Regions from separate parts of the Mus musculus genome. Here region 1 is linked to region 2. Evidence: chromatin loops called from intact Hi-C (ENCODE). Cell type or tissue: heart. All regions are shown on one strand.

Region 1 (8,000 bases), 180 kb after region 2:
CTAAGCATGTGGGCTTCCTGGTACTGCTTCTATCTGAAAGTTAGCAAAGGGTCTCCCAAATTCATCTCAAGAGCAAATTTACAGATCTCAAAGGGGATCATTATGAATAACAAGATACTCCTATTATTTAGAAAGACCCAAGTATTTGGGGAGTTATGTGACAGGAAACCAACACAAAGATCAAATACATTCTTGCTAATACCATACAGATAGATACACCTATCTAAAATCATAGTGACACCTTCCATTAGAGTTAGGAGTCTACTTCAAAGCAATAGAATAAATTCTCTCTCTCTCTCTCTCTCTCTCTCTCTCTCTCTCTCTCTCTCTCTCTCTCTCTCTCTCTCTCCATCCCTCCATTCATCCCCCTCCCCTTCTCTATCATGTGTATTCAAGTGAGTCTGTGCATGTATGGGGGTGGGTCTACGCTTATGCATGGCCTCATGCGTATGGAGACCAGAGATTGCTGTTAGATATCTTGTGCAATTATTTTCCAACCTTATTTTCAGTTTGAAGATTTCACACTTGTGTGTAATGCACTTTAATAAAATAAACCCCACTTTATTCTCCTTTAATTCCTCCTCACCACTCCCATGACTTTCCCTTCTCAGCTTCATGTGTTCCTCTTTTAACCTACTGAGTGAATTTAGTGCTTTCTCTGTGGGCCTTCTACTAGTATATGTAGCTTTTCAAGGCTCTCACCATGAAGAAACCTCATTCTCCCTCCCCCAGCAGCCATCAAATACCAATAGCTACTCAGATGTGGTGGCACATCATTAGCCTCTTGCCCATCCATGCTGGGACTTCTGGATGGCTTGGTTTTATGCACATCCTGTGCATGCCACTGTGAGTTCATGTGCTGTCTCATCTGGCAAATATTATTTGACAGCATCCATCTACAATGTTTTCTATGATCTTTCTGCCTCTTCCCCAATGATCCCTACACTGTAGGAGGAAATGGTATGATACAGGTGTTCCATTTAGAGCTGAGTTGCACAGTCTCTTATTCTCTCAAGTTTGACCTGTAGTCATTCTCTGTATTAATCATCATCTAACATCATCTAATGTAAAACACACACACACACACACACAAGCTTCTATATTATGATAGTGGATATACTAATCCACTGTGTCTTGGTTAGGGTTTACTGCTGTGAACAGACACCATGATCAAGGTAACTCTTATAAGGACCATATTTAGTTGGGGCTGGCTTACATGTTCAGAGGTTCAGTCCATTATCAAGCCAGGAGCACAGCACATTCCCAAACAGGAATGCTGCAAGAGGAGCAGGGTATTCTAAATCTTTGTCTGAAGGCTGCTGGAAGAATGGCTTCCAGGCATTCTTTGGGACAAGGGTCCCAAAGACTACACCCACAGTGACACACTTCCTCCAACAAGGCCACATCTACTCCAACAAGGCCACACCTCAAACAGTGCCATTCCCTGGGCCAATCATATTCAAACCACCACACAGGGTTATAAAAGTAAGAATTTATGGGCAATCTATTACTTTATGCGTTTAGCACAATAACACTATAAAGTTTTCCCCTAACGGCATTAGGAAATAACTCAGATCATTTTAATGCAGAAGCTCTCCCCAGGAATTATGCTCTAGTTTGCCATGGGGTTTTGGACCAGTACACAGTACCAGACCTATGTGGTACATGGAGTGCTTAGATACTCCCATAACACTTATACCAATTTTGCACTGATGAGCATATCTTGCCAGGCCACTCATTATTATACTTCATGGTATTCTTGGGTGTGTAAATGTACTGATTATTTTTTTCTTCCTAGTAGCACACCTAGCACCTTTTAGTACTATAAAAACTAGACAGTAGGAAGGAAGCTTTTAGGCTAGTATCAGCTTGATTTCTCTATGCCCCATAATTTAAAAATGTGGTATTTTCAGTAATAGGGTCTTAGTATCAAATTCTACAAAATAGTAGAGGTCTGTTTCTTTTTGTTTCCAAATGAAATTTAAGCTCATTTTTTCCCAATTTTTTGTACAGAAATGCATTGGAATTTTGGTCCTTCTTATTTTCCTTATGGTTTTAGTTTTTCAGATACTAAAATATCTATGCCTGATTATTTTCAGTTCCATTTCACTGGGATAATACTCTTTTCAACATAGTCTCCTTAAGGTATTATCTATAATTGATAGTGAGTTATGTTTCTTGGAAGCAAAAATAAATGACAGATCCCATTATCTAATCCAATCTGATAAATCTGTGTCTTTTATTGGGCAGTTCAGACTACTAATATTTTAAATTATTACTGAAAGACTTATATAAATTCCTGTTGTCTTGCTGATTTTCCAGTGTCTCCTAGTTATCTTTTGGTAATCTGTCATGGCATTGCTTTGTTGTTTCCTGTGACCTCTTTAATGTATTTATTCTTCTCTTCAGATTGAAGTATTCCTTCTAGTATAGTGTGTACAGATAGATTAGAATTCGTAAGTCTTATCATGGCAAGTGCTCGTTTGTCCTTTGCTTTAATTTCATAGGTTTGCTGGGTTGATAGCTCTGGCCTTTGGAACTTGGAATATATTTTCCCAGGCCCTTCAAGCTTTAAAGATTTCTGTCAAATAATCAGGTATTTGTTGAGCTGTCCTGCCTTTATAGGTGATTTGACTTTTCTCCCTTGCAGTTTTCAATACACTTTCTTCATTCTGTGTATTTATATTTTAACTATAATGTGTCATGGAGAATTTCAAACTGGTATTATTTATTTGGTGGTCTAAAAACCTCTTTTATCTGGAAGAGTATGTCTGACTCTATGTTTGAGAGATTTTCTTAAATTACTTCTCTGAAGATATTCTCTATGTCTTTGGTGTGGTTTTCTTCTATGCCTTCGAGGTTAGTTCTTTCCATTGTGTCCCAAAACTCTCTTATGTTCCATTCATATATATTTTAAAAATTCTCATTGTCCTTTACCGAGTGACTCAACTCTACCATTTTTTCCTATCATCCATCATTCTCGGTTTTCATCATGATCTATTCTATTGGTGAGACTTGCCACTGACTTTTTAAATTGGCTCATTTAGTTTTTCATTTCCAGCATCATTTCTGTTTGGTTTTCTTTAAAATTCATATTTTTATTTCTGCATGGGGATTTGTACATCTGGAGTTAGTTTGTTGGTTGACCTTTTCTTTCTTTTTTCTGTTTGTTTGTTTGTTTTTATTCAAATCACCTTTATATACCCAAGAGAGCTGTTTACAATGTTCAGGAGGGAGTTAATTCATAGCACGATTAGGATTTCAATTTCCTCTGCCTAGTATTTGAGGTTACAACTTCTATCAAAAGTTGGCCTATATTTCTCTGCTACAGTGTGATTACTTTAGCAGATTGTTCTAGTTGCTTTGAACAAGTTTCCCCTGCTATCAAGGAATGCCCCTGGGTCTCAAGGCCAGATAGAGCAGATCTGAGTCCCAGGCATTTGGCAGGAATCTGGATCTCTGGGTCACTTTTACTGGCTGGAGAGATCCCTGGTGTTGGGACCATATAAGTCCCAAAGAGATTTGGCCTGGCAAGCAAAAACGAAACTTGGGAGGTGCTGAGGAAAAGGTGTATAAGTAGCCTATCTCGGTCTCTGGTCGATAAGTTCTGGCTAGAGTCCCTCTCTAGTCAGCTGACTGAGATCAGGCAAGTCCCAGAAGGAGGGATATGGGCCAAGAGGAAGGTACAGTCCCTTGCAGGCAGACTCAAGTCTTGGGGACCCCAAATGTAACCCTAAATGAACTGGAAAAATCAAGAGCAAGTAACCTCTATTTTAAGGCTATTATGAATTAGATTATTTCTCTAATTTCTTACTTAGTATGTTTATTGTTGATATGTAGGAAGTTTCCCAATGTAGGAAGTTTGGTATGCTCGGTTTGTGTATTCATTTTGTACCTTTCTACTTTTCTGAATTTGTTTACCAGCTGTAGTATATTTCTGAGGAAGTCTTTAATGTGTAGAATATTGCCATCTTAAAAAAAAAAAGCTATTTTGATTTCTTCTCCTACTTGTATCCTCCTTATCTCATTCACTGGATTTACATAAGTTGAACAATACCCTCATCTCTGAGATAAAGCTGACCTCACGATGGTGGTCCTTTTTTCATATAGACTTGATTTTGTTTGCAAATATTTTATTTGAAAAGTCGTGTGTCTGTGATCATCAGAAAGTCTTTTTTCTTTCTTTGTTGTAACTTGGTCTGGTTTTGTTATTAGAATTTGAATATAAGAATTTGAAAATGTTCATTCCTTTTAGATTTTATGGAATAATTTGAGTAGTATTGCTATTAGTTCTTCTTTGAAGGTCTGGTAGAATTCTGTGTTCAGTCCACCTGGCCCTGAGACCTTTTTTAATTGAGTGATCTCAATGATTATTATGACTCTATTTAAGTTATTTATTTCATCGTGATTTAATTTTGATTGTTCCTAGATTGCTAGAAGCTCATCCATTTCATTAACATAGCAGAGTGTAGATTTTAAAAGAATATTCTTTTGATTATCTGAATTTCTTCAGCTTATGATATAATATTTCCATTTTTGTCTTTGATTTAACTGATGTGTGTCCTCTTTCTTTTGCTTAACTTTGCTAAAAAATGTGTCCATATTCGTAATCTTTTTCAAATAATCAACTGGTTTCCTTGATTCTCTTTATTATTTTTATGTCTATCTCATTAATCTCAGCTTTGATTTATCTCTTCCTCTCTACATTTTTGGGGTGATGCTTATTGTTGCTTTTCCAAGGCCACTGAAGGAGTTACTAAGTTACTAGTATTGGGTTCTATTTTCTAATGTAAGCACTTAGTGATATAAGCATTCCCCTGAAAAGTTGGTTGACGTGGTGCACACATTTAAACCTAGTAGAAACAGGAGGAGTTCACTGAGTTTGAGGTCAGCCTGCTCTACATAGTAACTTTTAAGCCAGTCACTATTGCATATAGGGGTTTCTCACAAAAGCTTACTTTAAATAAATTTCCTTCTTAGGACTATTTTCATTGTGTTCCATGGATTTTGGTATGCTATGATTCATTTTTATTCAATTCTATGAATTTTTATTTCTGTGTTTGACATTTGACACAATATTTATTCAGTAGTGTTGTGTTGTCTTGCTTTTGTTAGCTTAAAACAAATTTAGTCACGTGGAAAGAAGAAACCTCAATCAAGAAATTGCTTCCATATGGTATACATGTTGACATGTGTGTAGGGCATTTTCTTAACTAATGGTTGGTGTGGGAGGACCCACCTTACTATGGGTAATGACACTCCTGGGCAAGTGGTCCTGACTTGCATAAAAAGCAAGCTGAGAAAATCATGGAAAGCAAGTCAGTAAGATTTCCTTCTTGGTTCCTGCCCTGACTTCCCTCAATGACAGACTGTTAATCAATATGTGTAATCCAAATAAACCCTTCCACCTTCTAATTGGTTTTAGTCAGAATTTTATCACAATAACAGGAAAAACCTTCTAGGACAAGAATGTTGTTTTGTTTATACAAGTTTACACACTAATTTTCCTGTTGCTGTTCATAGCCATCTTTATTATCTAATGGTCAGAAAGAATGTAGGTTGTTGTCTCAATTTTCTTAAGTTTCTTGAGACTGGCTTTTTGTCCTAATGTACAGTCAATTTGGACAAATGTTTCATGGCTGATGAAAATACTTTGTATTCACAAGTGGACGGGTGGAATTTTCCATAGATATTTCTTAAGTCCTTTGGGTTTATGATATTTAACTGCAGAGTTTTTCTATTACTTTTTGACTGGATGATATGTATGTTAGTGAGAGTAGAGTGTCAAAATTTCCCACTGTCACCATTTTGGAGTCAATCTCTTGTTTTAGATCTAATAGTACTTCTTCTAGTAAGCTGGAAACCTCTATGTTTGGTGTCTGAATGTTTGAGATTATAATACTCACTTGGTGGTTTTTTTTTTCTTTAGTAAAATATCCATCTCTATTGTGTTTTCACTAGTTCGAGTTTGGAGTCTATTCTATCAGATAGCAAAATATTTATGCTTGCAAGTTACTTAGTCCCACTGGCCTTTCCATCCTGTTGCTCTAAGGTAGTATTTATTGTGAATGATGAAGTGTATTTCTTAGAAGCAACAAAATAATGAATTCTGTTTTCTAATCCAATTAGTTGTTGAGAATGTTGGCTAATATAAAGAGATTTTGTTGAACAACATTTATCAAATCCTATTATTTTGTTGTTGTGGAATTTTTTTTACGCCTACATTGATCAACTGTTCTGGAATTACATATTACCCTTGCCCATTTCAGTGTGTTTCATCTTTTCAACTTGAAGTCTTCCTTCTAAGAGCTCCTGTAAGCTATCTTAATGATCATAAATATCTTTAGCCTATTTTTATGATGCAAGCTTTTCTTTTTCCTTTAAATATGAATGATAGTTTTGTGGAGTATAATAGTCTAGGTTGTCATCTGGGTTATGTCAGAGCTTGTAGAACATCTGTCCAGATCATTCTGTTATTCAAAGTCTGTTGGGGAAAGTTGGGTGATATTCTTATAGGTTTGCCTTTATTAGTGACTTACTTTCTTACATCTTTTGATATTCTTTCTATGTTGTGTTCATATATGGTTTAATTATTATGTGATGTAAGTAGTTCTTTTCTGGTTCTGTCTATTTGGTGTCTTTTATTCCTTTTATATGTCAATAGGAATTTCATGCTTAGCTTTGGAAATTTTTTCCTTTATGATTTTTATTAAAAATATTTTATCTGCCTTTGACCTGAATTTCTTATTTTTCTTCTATAATTATGTTATTGGATTTTAGTCTTTTTATAGTATTCCAGGGTTCCTGAAAGGTCTGTTGCTCTTGGGTTTCTTATTGTTGTTTTAAACATTTACTACTTTCATTGGCTGTGTGATCCAAGTTACCTAACTTCTTTTTAAGGCCTGATAGTCTCTCTTCTACTTGATCCAATTTGTTAGTAAAGCTTTCTTATGAGATTTTGTTTAATTCCCTAAGGTTTTAGTTTCAAGTTTTGAATTGTTTTGGCTATTCTGAAGATATTTTTGTAGTTTCATATGAATTTTGAAAATATTTTTTCAACTTCAGTAAAGAATAGTGTTAGAATTTTGATGTGGATTGCACTGAATCAGTAGACTGCTTTGGGTATGATGGCCATCTTCACAACATAATCCTACAAACCAATGAATTTAGGTCTTTATGTCTTCTGGTATCTTCTTCAGTTTCATTCTTTAGTGTCTTAAATTTTTCATTATATAAACTCTTTACTTTCTTGGTTAGATTATTCTGATACTTTTGAGACTATAATAAGTGAGGTGACTTTTGTGCTTTCTCCCTTGGTATGCTTGTTGATGGAATTTAATAAGGCTACTGGATTTCATGTCTTAGTTGTTTTTTGCTACTTTTCTGAATGGTTTTATCAGCTGTAAGAGTTTGCTGGTAGAGGCTTTGGGGTCTTTTATGCATAGAATCGATCATCTGCAAATAAAGAGACTTTAACTTTTCCTAAGAATAAAGCTTATAGTATTAACGATCTATATCAAAAATTTTCTTTAAAAAAATCTCAGGTTAAAAACTTCATAATGAGCTGAACAAGGATGACTCTAATAGATACATTAACATGGATAAAGAAAAGCTCAGAGAGTATCACCTTACACAAGGAACCACAGGAAAATAAGGAATTCTAAGAATGGGAGAAATGGTCTTCAGGGAAGAATATAGCAAATTGTCAGTCCTGGAAATACATGCATACAATTAAAATTATTCAGACAGAGCCCTGCATGCTGAGTCTTCTAGGGTAATAATCAAATTGCCCTGAGTATTCTACTATTCCCAGCAGACCTCCATTATACCGTTGCCTTTCCACCCACCTTCAACAAACCTATGGATCTCAAACCATAAAGACCTGCTATTCCAGAACCATACATCCTAAGGATACACATTAGAGGCCTCCCGCACCAGGACCACTGAGGATAAGTGCCCTCCCAATAACTACTACAACAGGAATCCAGATGGCTAAAGAC
Region 2 (8,000 bases):
AAAACCTGTCCGTCGCAGGAGCTGCTTCCAGGGATGGTCAGTAACTGTGACAGCCTGCACCATGCTGAAACCAGAAGCCCCTCTAGCTCATGCTGTCCCTTTTCTGACGTGTACGCCTTAGCCTCCACTGGGGTCTTTCAAGCATTTGTGAATACATGTGCACCTATGTGCTGTTGTTGCTGCTGCATGCACACGTGTGAACACACATACACACATGATTGAAGCCTACTTTGTATCTTAGTTGCATTTGAATTTTGGGATTTATAGATCATTCATAGTCAGCTCAACATGTTTTCCTGTTTATTCTGTTTATTTGCAGAGCATTGTAAAGATGCTTCATATTTATGGACTTCCGAATGTTTTCTGAAATCAGTTACTCATACTCCTCTCGTGTAATGAATTCTATCCATCTTAAAGGTTGTCATGTTGTCACCAGTTTTTCCCAGCTAACAGGACTTCTGAGGAAACCAAGCCAAGATATTAACCATTAGCTACAGATTGTGTTGCCGACTTCCCAGGCAAAAGGGCCCTTGAGACTCTGCTCCAGGGCCTGGCGGCCTCTGTGTTTTGCTTAGACTTGTTTTTGCTTGACCTATGCAAGGCATCTTAAATTGTTTGTATAAACTGCTGAATCAGTTAGTAGCTCTTAATTATAACTTAAAAAAATAACATAAAATGTGCAACATTAGATATTTTTGAGGACATGATTCTGTGGTTGTTGGGGTATTTACATGACTGCACAGCAGACTTCCAGGGCTTTGCCATCTTCCAAGTCTCACTCTGTATCCATTAACTCCAGTTTTGCCCTTTTCCTCAACTTGCCAATCACACTCCCATCTCCTGTTTTACAATAATCTGATGCTCTAGGTATCTCATATAGATGGAATCACACCACATTTGTCTTCCTGGGACTGACTCATTGCCCTCAGCATAATGGCCTCGGGAATCATTCTTACGGTAGCACACAGCAGACTTGCTTTCCTTATAAAGACTCAATAGCTTCCATTGTTTGTGTATACCATATTATCTTTCTCCATTTATCCATATACAGATATATTTGTTTATACTTCTTATCAGGAATAATGCCAGAGGGAACATAGATGTACAAATATCTCTTCAGAGTCATGCTTTCTATCATTTGTCATTACCAATCCAGAAATGGGCTACTGAAATGCTACTTGGTATGCCTTTTGTCTTGGCCTGTTCCAAGAACTGTCACTCTAAAGTTAGAACTAGCTCACTCAATCCAAAGTAAGTCTCATGTGAGTTCTAGAGTCAATCATGGTGACTGAGCCACGCATCTAGAATGCAATGACCAGAAACAAGTAACAGCAAGGGGAGTGAGAGCTGTTTGGGTCACTAAGATCCTTGTGCTAGGAAACTAGGTTGTTCTCCACATAGGAGAGAAACACTTCTGAGCAACCCCAACCTTGAAGTCCTTCAGGATAGGCAAGACTCAAGCTGCTTGGGACCAGCTCTTAACTCTGTTATTACATAATCTCGGGCAATTTAATTGTTCTCTTCTGCAATTTCTATGAAAAGCAAAACTGTCCTTGAGAATTATACAAGCAAATAAATATATAAACATTTAGAGTGATAACCAACGTGAAACAAATCAAAATTAGTATGAAAGTGGCTACAATTCAAAATGTAAGAAAGTATACATTAAAACCTAGATGTGTGTGTGTGTGTGTGTGTGTGTGTGTGTGTGTGTGTGTGTTCTTATAATAAAAAGAGAGAAGGCAACATCAGTTTGTCCTGTGAAGGTGTTATGGGGTACAGTAGTACCTCTATGCCTTGTAAGTGGCTGATGATACTCTGGATATCTTCGACATCCAATCAGACCACTCCTGTCACTCAGCCTGTCTCTCACTGAAGTCCCAAGGTCTCTTTCAATTTCATTCTCAAATTTTCAAAAACTAGAAAGATTAAGCAACTTAAGTCCTCATTGTAAATAACAACAAAACAAAACCAGAAGAAAATTTTTGATCATGTTATGAAATAAACCAAAATAAAACCTCATTCTCTACTTCATACCCCTTCCTGAGAAATGCAAGGCTAAATTGCTATTTTTCTTTTCTTAAAATATTGTCATTGCATGGCTCCTTTGACAGAGATCTTAAAATGTGTCTTTAGCTGCTCTTGAAAATGAATGTCCTGCACCTGTTGAACTTCCACCATTTCCCAGGGACCCTCTGGTGCTCTACCACTTCCCCTGAACTGTGACAGTGAATTCTGTATTGCATGTCTTTGTCAGATAGGACTGATGAGTTTGACTTCTGTACACACTTTTCTTTATCCTTCAGAGAATTCTCAGCTGTCTCAATGCTAATGAGCAAGCACTCATCTTTCCATACAACAACAAAACACAGGAATGAATTAGCCCTGGCTTCCCCTGGGAGCACTGCAGAGAGTGTTGAGTTGAAATGCCTGGAGTGGACACTTCTTGCCACTTCAGAGACACAAGCTTATCTTCAGACCAGCTCAGTGCTGATCAAAAAGTCTGAAACTTAGGCCTGAGCTCTACTGCTACACTGACTTTCAGTATCTGGTGAGGGTACAGGATCCTCAAGCTACAGAGAGGCAGTTGAGCCCTAAAGCATATTTCCTTGGCTGTGACTCCTGTACTTCTCATAGGACGGGTAAAAGAAGCATGAAGGGAGGGAAAGAGAGAAGCCCTTCCAAATATCCATGCTGGATATTCAGTTACACCCTGGGAAAGCCGATTTTGGAGAAATTACACCATTGCTAATTGCATAATTAATTTTCTGAACAACTTCAGAGTATGAGAAGAATAATAGTTTTTTAATGAAATGTGGATATGTTAATCCTGCCTACTGTTTGGGTCTAATGTTTGATGCAATTACCCCTCAGTAGTCACAGAGAACTCTGGATGTCTAGGTCACCTACATGAAGTGGTGTAGTATTTCCATGTAACCTACATAATCCTCACATATATCATTTACATTATCTCTAGATTACTTATACTACTGAATATAATATAAATGGTTGTGTTGTTTAAAGGAAATGACAAGAAAACAGTCAATACATGTTTATTAGAGACACAATGCTTTACTTGTGGGACTTATAGATGCATAGAGATATATCTGTGTGTGTTTTACAGTCATGTATCTCAAGAGAAACTGTATTAAAGTAGAGACTGGTTCATGTGACTAGAGAACAGAAAGCCCTACCATCTGCCATCTGTAGGCTACAGCCTCAGAATACCAGAAAGGCGAGTCAGTTTTAGTGTAAGATTCCTCAAGCCAGAGGTTCTGCTGTCCAAAGGTGATGAGATGCCCCCAGGCAAACAAAGCATTTTGTTGTCTTCTGACCCTGGGCAGATTGGATGCTTCATTCTGTGAAGCCTGACCTCCAGAAGGCATGTCTTTTTCTTATAATCTATACTAATTAACATGCTAATGTCTCCACAGCAGCCTCAGACACCCTACAAATAGTTTCCTCACTTCGACTCATCAGATGACATATAAACAACTGTCAAGAGTTCACCCCTGACCACATGGATGCCTTTAAACCACACTTACTCTCCAAGTATAGATAATGACAAGGTCTTAATATCAAGCAACACAATGCAGCTCTGCTGCACACAATCAAAAACTTGGGATTCCCTTCTTCCAGGGGCAACACCCTTGAGACATGTCTCAGCCATTTCCTGGTATAAAGTTAGATAATTAAGTGCTGACATAAATGTCACGGAGCGGAAAGAAGACCAAAAGAAAGCGATGTATCTTTTTGCATAGTTTGCATATACCTAGAAACATATTCATAGCAAAACAAGAAGATGGCTGTTTTCATCATTTCTGTAACAGTATTCATGATATGGACTGGTATTTCTATCAACTAACTTCTTTTTGGCCTTTATTAAGAGCCTAGACTGGTCATAGTTCATTACTTAGTGCAATTCTTCATTCTTAAAAGTTTAGTAGTTGGCCTGGAATGGGTTAGGGTAGTTTCCATTGACCTTAATCATAGAACACTGTAATTCTGAGATATGCCCCAAGGGGTAGCATGTATTCTAGAGACATTCTTCCCTACTTCTGCATGAGATGTAGTCCAGTTTACCCTTTGTAGTCTAGATTAGTCACCCTAGCCATCATTGTAACCCTTTCCTGACCTACAAGGGCATGAAGAGCCCAAAGTGATGGGCAGTCTTAACTTTCAGCTCAATAAAGTCCTTGTTGTGTCTACTCATAGAACTCTAGGATGAGGAACCATAAGTCTGTAAAACATAAAGATGAGAGAACAGGAAGCAGAAATGTTGTTAGTGGGTAACTCAGGGGTAATCTTAGGTAATACCACTTCAGTGGACCCTTTGAGTCTAAGGTATGTTAAGAACAGGACCATAACTGACTCCACACTTGCAGCCTCCTGAAGTATTGTGCTCAGCATCATATGGTACCAGCATTTAGTCAGTGATACCTGAGTCTCCAAAAGACCCTGGTTCTACCAGGATGTAAAGACACATGAGAAATGCGTGAATTCTGTTTGCCTGAGTCCATCACTGACACAATAGATAGAGGGAACAAATCTTAAATTCTTTGAAGATAAAGTAAGTGAATAAACACTATAGTGCGGTGACATATCTAATTTTCTTCATACATTATCAAACTTTCTTCTGTGTGTGTCCTTTAAAACAAAACAAAAAAACACAGACCAGAATTAAAAGCAACCAAATGTAATCCATGATTGTCCTAAGGATGAGTATCTCATTCCAGTTGTTAGTATTTTCCTCAATTGCTAATCTAAAAACATGCCAGGTAAAATTTGGTAATAGTGAACCATCCTTTCCTTTTAGCAAAGGAAAATGAGGAATGCCTCAAGTCCTGAGAGCTGACCTTGAAAACTTAGGTCTGGACCTCAGTATCCATGCAGGTTATTTTGGGGATTGGTAGTTTTGCTGAGGTGAGTGTTTTCTGACCAATAAAGCCAAGTTATTTTGGGCCGCCATAATTGTGTGTTAGACAGGTGGTTTGTGTATGAAACATTTAATTTACTGACTGTGTAGTCTGTTGATTTTGGATAGGGCTAGAAACAATTCTATACAAGTTTCCCCAAATGATGGGCTCAGCTGCTGATCTTGTCACCATTACAAGGAGATACACATCACCAAGCCTGCTTGAGTGGCAAGAAGGATCCGTGGGAAAATCATGGTGTGACTTTTCATGGTCTATAGGCTAACCACTCAGTGGAATTGAGCAGACTTTAGGTGGTAATTTTGCAGGATATATATGTGTTAGACAAGAACACATTATATGAGTGTAAACCTAGTTGCATACCTTTCTCCACATATTTTATGGTATATTAGTCTTTGGGGATTACCACTGAAACACAAAAGAACATCTGTCAGGGCATCTTTCAATATTCAATATATATGCTTTTATTCATTAGTACAAACCCAGGAAACAGTTTGAATAAATCATCTTCACATTTTGTGCAAGTCTGTATGTCCCAAACTTTTGGCAATGTACACAAATAAGAAGGCAAACATAATGAACTGGCAGCCTCATTGCTGGGGCTGCAGATGTGGGTGGGCATATCAGATGGGTAATCCTTAGACACCTAGGCTTTCACAGTCCTGGAGGATCCCGCCCCCAACTGCCTGCCCACATTCATATGCTGCTTTATCACATTATGGCAATGCATTTGGAGGGGATGTGTAGAATAATGAACATGTATTGTATCTGAGACCAAGATGTCAGATGTCCAAAATCTTTGACAGACCCCACTCACCTGACACCTCTAGTGGTCTGATGACTGAAGGAGAGTTTTAATCACCTACATTGTGTTAGATGAAAAGAAGAGGGAACCATAAGAAAGAATGCAGGAAGGTGATGGTCCTTGTGTTACTAGAGGGTAGAGCCAGCCTCCGTTACACCAGGGCATGTGATGGCATGCAGACCTGAGGCTACTGAGACAGCAATGAAGGAACTTTAAGAGATTCTTGAGCTAGAGCAAGAAGAATTAGCCACTTGTCTGCATGGATGCCATGGAAAACAAAAATTCAGGAAGTCACTCACTCACCTTTAGGCTCTTAGTCAAAGGGAGGGAGGGATGATATTATAATCTTGATTGATCTGGAACTTCTCAGCCCCTATACACCTGTCACTCAGGTAGCAAAAGACCACTGCAAGGCTCTGTTCAGTGTAAGGCATATGATGTGGTCTGAATCCAGTACAGGACATTGAGCACCTTGTATTATGCTGAGCAGCTTGAAAGCTTCATGCGTTTGATAGTTTTATAGATAGTAAACTTAAGAAGTCACCAGTATGAAACTAAGAAGACATAACAGTTGAAGAAATGCAATCTATGGTAAAAGAAAAGCAGCTATCACTTTATATTTTAAACGTTTTAGAAACACTAAATACAAGGTTTTGTGATAGATATATGGTGACAGTTTCATTTTTAATCTTTAACCTTCACTTTCAGTACAGCTGAAAGGGGGTGGAGGTAAGAAGATGACAGGTGACTGGTCTGACGCTGGATGGGCCTCTGGGAATCATGGGAGGTCATGTGGGTCCAGGGACTGGCGTCTCTGAGATGTTCAACATCAAAGTGGCATTGCAGGTCCCTTGTCATCTTGCCTGAGATGTGGAAGACGACTCACAGTCCTCTGAGTCTTTTGCTATGTGCCATGCAGAAGATTAGGTTTTGATGTCAAAAGTCTCAAATTGTCATCATGAATTTAATAGTGTAGCAGTAAGATGCCTTCCTCACTGGGTTAGATACCCAGACTCCAGATACACCTTGTTTTTACAGTTCCTAGGCTTGTGGTCTCAGAGGGCAGGAAGGAGTGTTTAAGGGGACACTCAAAGGTAAATAGTGTTTGTAAGAGAGTAGTTTGACTCCTTTTTCTTTTTATATTGGAAAGATACGTTTTCTTTCTAAATGGCGGTAAATGTCAAAAGGGATCATAAGCATTATTCGAACCTAGAATTTTTTTGAATGAGTGGAAATAAAATCTACCTTTTCCTAACATGTCTATCAATAAGCCAGGAGAACTCAAAGTATATGTAACAGAAAACAAAGGGGAAAGGGACTCAAGAAAAATAGCAATAAAAATTCAATTGGTGGGCATGGTGAGATGGCTCAGCAGATAAAGTTGTGTGCCCTCATGTGGGATGATCTGAGTTAGATCTCTAGAATTCATGTGATGAGTGGAGACAAGCAATCCCACAAATTATGCTCATATGCCATGAGTCATGTCGCGCGCGCACACACACACACACACGACAGATAGATAGATGATAGGTAGAGATAGATAGATACATAGATACATAGATATAGATAGATACATAGATAGATGATAGATAGTAGATGATGAATAAGATATATACATAGATGACAGATTTATATAAATATATAGATATGTGTGTGCATAGATAGATACAAAGATACATAGAAAATAAGTAATAGATAGTAGACAGATGATAGATAAATGCATAGATAGATGATAAATAGATACATAAATATGTAGATGCATAGATATGTGATACATTAGATTGGACAGATAGATAATAGATGATAGACAGATTGATGGATGGCTAGATAGATAAATAGGTGTAAAAAAAAATCTTTCACTTTTTCTAATCTTCCTGAGAACCTAAGGCACAAGGCATCAAGGACTCTGGATCAAATAGTAATTATTTCCTCAAGAAAAAACGGAAAGTGTTCAGGGCCAAGGGAGTTCTAAACTTAAGAGCAAATTTAAAAAGGCACTTATTTGTAAAACTTACTGAGTCTCTACTAGGTAAAGCCTCCAACAACAGTTTAATATAACATACAAAAATATTCTCTGCTTGACCAGTTTTATATTAAATTGAGATCACTAGTGGTAGCCCTGCAGTGCCTTATGGGCAGCTATGCAGATGTAGGCCAAATCACTAACCCTGAAGACCTAATGATGAAAGATGAAAGTGCAGGGGATGATACTTTTCATAGATTGCCTTGTCGATGTGGCAGATGCCTCACCTGCTCTGACA

Evidence for each region. A loop is a pair of places that touch in the nucleus more often than their neighbours do. Peaks named below come from ENCODE experiments on the same cell type or tissue, not always from the same donor. Only the 100,000 strongest peaks of a DNase experiment are listed, where the experiment ranks them.
Region 1: a loop joins it to region 2, with 1.9 times the contacts of the local background. A loop is called at or near these places in 2 of 42 quality-filtered maps.

What each region holds. Positions count from the first base shown.
Region 1 is chr11:12,103,468-12,111,467 of GRCm38, reverse strand. No RefSeq gene overlaps it. Among named protein-coding and RNA genes, the nearest start is that of Gm30423, 58 kb to the right of the region's middle. In heart, no CTCF peak of the experiment used is centred here; a DNase peak (open chromatin) is centred at 3,557.
Region 2 is chr11:12,281,059-12,289,058 of GRCm38, reverse strand. The region is part of intron 9 of Cobl (cordon-bleu WH2 repeat); the gene reads left to right. Among named protein-coding and RNA genes, the nearest start is that of Gm12002, 29 kb to the left of the region's middle. In heart, no CTCF peak of the experiment used is centred here; no DNase peak of the experiment used is centred here; H3K27me3 peaks cover 213 bases.